Regions from separate parts of the Homo sapiens genome. Here all the other regions are linked to region 2. Evidence: chromatin loops called from intact Hi-C (ENCODE). Cell type or tissue: B cell. All regions are shown on one strand.

Evidence for each region. A loop is a pair of places that touch in the nucleus more often than their neighbours do. Peaks named below come from ENCODE experiments on the same cell type or tissue, not always from the same donor. Only the 100,000 strongest peaks of a DNase experiment are listed, where the experiment ranks them.
Region 1: a loop joins it to region 2, with 8 times the contacts of the local background. A loop is called at or near these places in 3 of 110 quality-filtered maps.
Region 3: it touches region 2 in a loop (7-fold over the local background); 3 of 110 quality-filtered maps call a loop at or near these places.

Annotation. Positions count from the first base shown.
Region 1 is chr10:124,285,717-124,288,216 of GRCh38, reverse strand. No RefSeq gene overlaps it. Among named protein-coding and RNA genes, the nearest start is that of OAT, 130 kb to the left of the region's middle. In B cell, no CTCF peak of the experiment used is centred here; no DNase peak of the experiment used is centred here; H3K4me3 peaks cover 731 bases.
Region 2 is chr10:124,224,457-124,226,956 of GRCh38, reverse strand. No RefSeq gene overlaps it. Among named protein-coding and RNA genes, the nearest start is that of CHST15, 130 kb to the right of the region's middle. In B cell, no CTCF peak of the experiment used is centred here; DNase peaks (open chromatin) are centred at 157 and 1,126.
Region 3 is chr10:124,034,622-124,037,121 of GRCh38, reverse strand. The region is part of intron 5 of CHST15 (carbohydrate sulfotransferase 15); the gene reads left to right. Among named protein-coding and RNA genes, the nearest start is that of CHST15, 58 kb to the left of the region's middle. RefSeq lists a silencer at 902-951. In B cell, no CTCF peak of the experiment used is centred here; a DNase peak (open chromatin) is centred at 1,011; H3K4me3 peaks cover 1,325 bases; H3K27ac peaks cover 1,407 bases.

The DNA of each region.
Region 1 (2,500 bases), 61 kb before region 2:
GCCTCCCAAAATGTTGGGATTACAGGTGTGAGCCACTGCGCCCAGCCTCTTGACATTTTTAAGCCACATTTTCTCAAAAATTTAAATCACTTGGAGTGTACCACACACCTATTATTAGCACCCTGAGGGCTGTGGGTCCCATGGCACCCACTTTGGGAACCATCGGTGTGGCCTTTCACAGTGCCAGAGTGCTTCGACGGGGCAGCCGCTGCTAAATCAGACCCCTGCACCTGGAATCTCCCAGTTGAGCAAGGCCTGAGTGCTGGGCCCAGAGCTGGGTAAGCCCTTGCACTGGTGGCTGCAGTGGGGAATGGCCTCCTCTTTCCTGCTCTTCTCCAGCCTTCAGCCCATGCGTCCCAGGAAGCCTCGGTGGGGTCCTGCAGCAGGGTGCTTCCGGGCCTGGGGACCTTCGAGCTAATCTTTGACATTGAAGGGCTTGGTGGGGCTGGTTCTCCTCGCATTTTTATCACTACTGAGTCAAGTGCCTTGGAAAAGATTAAAGAAAGTTCCACCCTTGGCTTTTACTTAATTTCCTTTTGTTCACATCTGCCAACAACTAAAGCAAAGAGGAATTGCCTTCTTGAAGGTGCTCTGGTCCTCAGTTCAGATGCCCACAGAGCTGTCCAGGAGCGCGGGCACCTGGTGACAGGAGACCTCTTAAAACACATCGATGGAGCCCTAATGTGTGCAAGGCCCGGGCCAGGCCCCCCACACCTCCCGTCTTTCAGTCTTTATTGCGATTCACTAGCAAGGCTTTGTTGTTCTACTTCTCAGATGAGGATGCTGATGCCGAGTCCAGTGGCTTACTTTCCCAAGGCCACATGGCCAGTGAGTACCAGAATCAGGGAGGAATTTAGACCTCATGGCTATAAAGCCACACTCCTTCCTGGTTCCTTCTGAGACCAGGGCATGTTAGTGGCATCCTGCCAACCTCTCTGTGAATTTAGGTCTCTCAGAATCTCCTTGTAGTAATAATAATTGTTCCGTCCGGCCCTGCCTGGCAGGATTCTAAGCACTTCCATTTCAGAGGAAACGCTGATGTTTCTGCCTGCCCAAGTTGCTATCATCTATTCTTTGGGAATGGCCCCTTAATACTCCCTTGAAGAAAGCACCCTCTTTTCCTCTGAGTGGGGTTGTGTGGTTGACTCCATCTCCTCTACCTCCCTCAAATCATACAGATTGGTTCAGGAATAGGGATGTGGCCCAGCCCAACCAGTGAGACCCAGCCTTGGAAGTTTTGCTGGAAAGAGTTGCTGTTGCTTTGTGGGGGCTGCCAGGCTGGTAGAAGCTAGAATGCTGGGGAGCATGTTTTCCACCTGCTGGAGGATGTCTTCTCGAGAATAGAGCTGACCTAGGGGGAAAGCAGAGTGAGGTGGAGGGAGGTGAGCTCTACCCATCACTGGAACACCTGGATCCAGCTGAGCCTGAAGTAGGATCATGGACTTTTCAGCTTCATGAAACAATGTATTTTCTTTTATGTTTGAGGCTGCTGGTTTGGGTTTCTATCTCTTCTGTCCAGTCATTCAGTCTCCACTGAGAGGCCCCATAGCATGGTGGTTAGGGAAGATCTCAGAACCATGGCCAACTCTGCTACTTACTACCTGTGTGACATTTGGCAAGTTATTCCATCTCTCTGTGCCTCGGTTTTGCAGATTTGATGCTCAAATCTGTGAGGGGCCACCCCAGGGGCTCCTCCTCCCTCTCTGTTCATGCTCCTGTCCCTGAGCAGAGCCCTTTCCTTTCGCATGCAGTTCCAGGCTCCTGCGAGGCCTCGAGCGGTTTCTCATTCAGACCCGGTCCCCTCATCCCTCCCATGCCCACCTCTAAAGCTCCCAGTGAAAACAGAGCTACCGTTCCCTTCCTGCAGGGCAGGGGCCAGGGCACAGCCACCCCCGCAGTCACTGCTAACCTGTTGGGGTTGGCGATGACTTTCTGTCCCAGCGACAGCAGTTGCATTAAAAAAATGAAAACTCGTTTTTAGCACCAAAGTAGTGCATAGACATAGTTTTCTGTTTTGAAAAGTTCAAACAGCATAAAAGGATGTAAAAATAGAAAATACAAGTTTCTCACCTCCTGGCCACCCCAGTCTTATTCCCCAGAGATAACCACAGCTCGCAGTTCCCTGAGTATTTTTGCCGTGCCTCGGCAAAACCATGTGGCTCTGTTTGCTTCTTTCAACTGAAAATAGCCTTTGGAGAGCCTTCATATGGGCGCTTCCGGCTCTGCTGCACGGCTCGCTTGTGTGTGTGTGTTTTCCTTTAAAAACTGTGGTAAAATATGCATAACAAAAAAATGTATCACCGTAACCGTTTTTAAGTGTACCGTTCAGTAGTGCTAAGTACATTCACATCATTATGCAACCAATTTCCAGAACTTTTTCATCTTGCAAAACTGAAATTTTATAACTGTGAAACAACAATTTCCCCTTCCCACCTCCTCCCAGCCCTGACAGCCATCATTTTACTTTCTGTCTCTATGAATTTGACTACCCTAGAGAGCT
Region 2 (2,500 bases):
TATTCCACACAATATTCCATAATGTATTCCACACAATATTCCATGTGGTATTCCACACAATATTCCACAGGGTATTCCATACGATATTTCATATGGTATCCCACATGGTATTCCACACGGCATTCCACCTGGTATTCCACACGGTATTCCACCCAATATTCCACATGGTATTCCACACGGTATTCCATACAGTATTCCACATGTTATTCCACACAGTATTCCACACGATATTTCACATGGTATTCCACACAGTATTCCACACGGTACTGCACATGGTATTCCATACGGTATTCCACATGGTATTCCACTCAGTATTCCACACGGTATTCCACACGATATTCTGCACAGTATTTCACACAATATTCCACTGGGTATTCCACATGGTATTCCAGACAGTGTTCCAAAGAATATTCCACATGGTATTTCACACAATATTCCACACGGTATTCCACAAAGTATTCCACACTGTATTCCACACAGTATTCCACACAATGTTCCACGTGGTATTCCACACTGTGTTCCACGCCATATTCTACACGTTATTCCACATGGTATCCCACACAATATTCCCCACGTTATTCCACACAGTGTTCCGCATGGTATTCCACACAATATTCCACATAGTATTCCACACTATATTCCTCACAGTATTCCACACAATGTTCCACACTGTATTCCACACGGTATTCCACGCAATATCCCACATGGTATTCCACACTGTGTTGCACACCGTATTCCACACGTTATTCCACATGGTATCCACACAGTATTCCACACATTATTCCACACATTATTCCACATGTTATTCCGTACAATATTCCACACGGTATCCCACAAAATATTCCACATGGTATTTCACACGGTATTCCACACAATATTCCACATGGCATTCCACACGGTATTGTACACAATATTCCACACGGTATTCCGAGGCAGAGCAAGGACTGCAAAGCAGTCCACCGCGTGCCCTGAGCTCTGTGTGCTCTGCCTTGCACCCATCTTGAAGGCCTGTGATCCTAGCTGCAGGAGACCCTTGGCCCCAGCTACCAACAGGCAGCAAAGAGACATTTGGGGTCAGACAGAGCTCCTTGTGTTCTTCCAAATATAAAATACAGTCCTGCACCTACTTGGCTGCCTTGAGGGACTGGCCAGCAGTGGCAATCACTGTTCACAAAACTGGATGAAAATCATGGTTAGTCTGCTAAAACGGCTGGCTCCGGGGTCACATGGGAATTTGGGGTTCTTCACAGTGAAATGTATCATTCTGAGGACATCACACTGGCCCACTGAGAGGCAGGAGGTGATGAAGCCATCACTGTTTGTCTGGGCTTCTTTCTGCCATGAACACAGCTCTGTTGCTGGCAGCCTTGGCCCTGGAAATATTCTTAATTCCACAGCTTACTACCATGAACACTGCCAGGATCCTGAAATAATATGGACCTCACCGCCACCTCTGCTGGGACCACTTGCCATTCGCAGCTGTTGATCTTGCTGGGATCGGTGGCCCCAGGCACAGTGCTTCTGCATGCACGTCCCATAGACTCCCAAATCTGAGCTTTGGGTGGTCTACCATGCCAGCCATCCCTTGAAATGACCTTGGAGAATGCTGTCTCAGGGCCTCTGAGCAGGACATTTGTATGCCTGAGGAAACTGATGATCTCATTCCTTTGGGGCTATAAAAAGGCCTTCGTGCAAGGCCAGTAAAACTCAGGAATCAATATTCTATGAGGGCCTGAGTGTTAGAAAGTGAGGCGCTGTTTGTTTCAGGTTTGCCTCCAAAATTAGATAAATTAACGTAATGAATTCTCTCAACTCATTTACATACACTGCTGATTTGATTTTAGGGAGAAACGCTGGAAAAGGCAGCCCTGTGAATGTACAAAACAGGATTTGACCTATTTTTCAAGTTGTTTGTGTCTGCAAAGTTTGCGATCTCTTTAACTGAAGCTGCTGGTGCCACGCTTTTTAGAACAAACCAAATAGCTTCAGCCTGCACATAAATGAGCCGGTGCCCTGAGAAAGGATATGGGTGTCTTGTGAATTTTGGGGACATTCTGTGGTTCTGGCAGCATCTGACTCAGCAAGTGATCCCAGGAAGGTGGCTCAACCCTTAGAAATTCTATCCTGGTTCACTTCCAAATAGGCATCGTACGTGGGAGGCTGGAGCCCAGGGGCTGGCCCGTAGCCCGCAGGGCGCAGAGGAGGCTGGTGCCCAGACTGGGAATGGCACTGGAGATATGCTTCCCGGGCCTCCCAGCTCACTCACTCAGCTTCTGCCTTCTGTGGAGCAGACTCCAGGGTCTGGGGGATGCAGGCAGAGAGAGGTGATCCCATTCCCCACCCATCTTCATGCTGCGTTAAACCCATAGCCTGATCACGGCCACCTGATGCTGGTGCATGAAGCACTTCGCTACTTCGACAGCATCCCAGACACAGGCTGGGGCTGAGGTGGCCACCGCAGCGTGGAAAGAGCCAGGGCTGTGGCGTGGGCCCTGGACCC
Region 3 (2,500 bases), 190 kb after region 2:
AGGGAGCATGCCTCTTGACGAGGCTGGAGTGATGCTGCCACCAGCCAAGGGGTGCCAAGGAGTGCCGGCAGCCACCAGAAGCCAGGAGAGGAGTGGAACAGATTCTCCCCTGGCATCCCAGAGGAACCACCTCTGCCCCACACCTGGGTTTCAGACTCCAGCTTCCAGGACACTGAGGGAAGAAAGTCCTGTCATTACGCACCACGAGTTCGTGGTGATTTGTCCTGGCAGCCCCGGGAAACTGACCCCTGGGACCCCTTCTTCAGGTGGCATACCTTCCTGGCCCCACGTATTTGCCAATTATAACAATAAGGCGTGTTTGTTGTGGAAATTTTGGAACATATATTGGAAAACTGTTTTCAAACTATTAATTTCTCACCTAGATAACTACTATTTATGTTTTGGTGTATTTTCTTCCAGACTTTTCTATGCAAATAAGTGTGTGTGTGTGTGTGTGTGCACATGGGTGTGACAGGACAGTCTTATGTCCTGCTTCTTTCACTTTGCATTGTTGCCCCCCAGAAACATGCTTTAAAGTCTGCTCTGGTCACACTTCTGAGCTGATGTCCCTCTTGTGGAGTCTGCATGGCTCCCGCTGCTCTGAGTATGACCTGGTCAGGGAGAGGCTGGATCTGCCCTCCCTCAGCCCCAGCGCTCTGAGCCTGAGCTCTTGGTGGCTGTCCCGGTGCCATGCCTTCTAGCAGGTGCCAGGTGTGGTTTCGCTCCCTGCTCTCTGCATCTCCCAGCCCAGGACTTCTTCCACTCTGTTCTGAGGCAGGCACTGACTTGCCGTCCCTTGCCATGTCCCACCTGCTGGTTCCCGTGTTTTGGAGGCAGAAATCGGCCCTGCTGAGTGGTCTCCCTCCATCCAGCAGGGCTGACGCACACTAGCCGAGCTCTCATGGTGACATAACTGTCACCTCGAGCTGACCCCTCGCCGCCCCCGGAGGTGTTTGCATAGCTGCTCTGCCTCCCTCCCCGACACGGCCCCCAGCTGAAGGGCGCAAGTGCTCGGTGTGCTCATCAAATGTTTTCCTGTCGCTGCTGCTTAGTTCCTCATTCTGAGAAAGGTCAGACCACGCCTTAACCTCAGGGGCCGAGAGTGCACACAGCAGCCTTGTGTACTGTCTGGGCACAGAGAGGTGGGGGCCCATCTGTCGGGACTGGGTTTGGTGTGTGTCAGCCCTGCTCTGGGCCCTGGGAGACTGGAGCTCCCAGTGGGGACGTGGGCATGGCTGTGGTTGGTTGCAGTTCTGCAGAGTAGGAGGTGAGGAGAGTGGGGCTCCAGAGTGGGGAGATCCAGAAGGAACTGACCTGGAGAAGACTGATGCCAGACTGGGTTTTGAAGGATGAATAAGAGTTTGCTGTGTAAACAAGGCAGGAAGGTGGGTTAAGATGAAGCCTTCCAGGCAGAGAGGAGGACAGGTGCAAAGGAAAACACCACATGTTCTCCTGTTTAGGGTGGAGCCAAGGTCCCTGTTAGGGGTTGGAGCCAGGGTCCGTGTTAGGGGATGAAACCATGGGCCCTGTTAGGGGATGAAGCCAGGGTCCCTGTTAGGGGTGGAACCAGGGTCCCTGTTAGGGGGCGGAGCCAGGGTCCCTGTTAGGGGATGAAGCCAGGGTACCTATCAGGGGTAGAGCCGGGGTCCCTGTTAGGGGGTGGAACCAGGGTCCCTGTTAGGGGGTAGAGCCAGGGTCCCTATTAGGGGTGGAGCCAGGGTCTCTGTTAGGGGGCGGAGCCAGGGTCCCTGTTAGGGAGTGGAGCCAGGGTCCCTGTTAGGGGTGGAGCCAGGGTCCCTGTTAGTGGGTGGAGCCGGGGTACCTATCAGGGGTAGAGCCAGGGTCCCTGTTAGGGGTGGAGCCAGGGTCCCTGTTAGGGGATGAAGCCAGGGTCCCTGTTAGGGGGTAGAGCCAGGGTCCCCGTTAGGGGTGGAACCAGGGTCCCCGTTAGGGGGCGGAGCCGGGGTCCCCGTTAGGGGGCGGAGCCGGGGTCCCTGTTAGGGGGCGGAGCCGGGGTCCCTGTTAGGGGTGGAGCCGGCGTCCCTGTTAGGGGGTGGAGCCGGGGTACCTATCAGGGGTAGAGCCAGGGTCCCTGTTAGGGGGTAGAGCCAGGGTCCCTATTAGGGGGTAGAGCCAGGGTCCCTATTAGGGGGTAGAGCCAGGGTCCCTGTTAGGGGTGGAGCCAGGGTCCCTGTTAGGGGATGAAGCCAGGGTACCTATCAGGGGTAGAGCCAGGGTCCCTGTTAGGGAGTAGAGCCAGGGTCCCTGTTAGGGGTAGAACCAGGGTCCCCGTTAGGGGGCGGAGCCGGGGTCCCCGTTAGGGGCGGAGCCGGCGTCCCTGTTAGGGGGTGGAGCCGGCGTCCCTGTTAGGGGGTGGAGCCGGGGTCCCTGTTAGGGGGTGGAGCCGGGGTCCCTGTTAGGGGGTGGAGCCGGGGTCCCTGTTAGGGGGTAGAGCCGGGGTCCCTGTTAGGGGTGGAGCCAGGGTACCTATCAGGGGTGA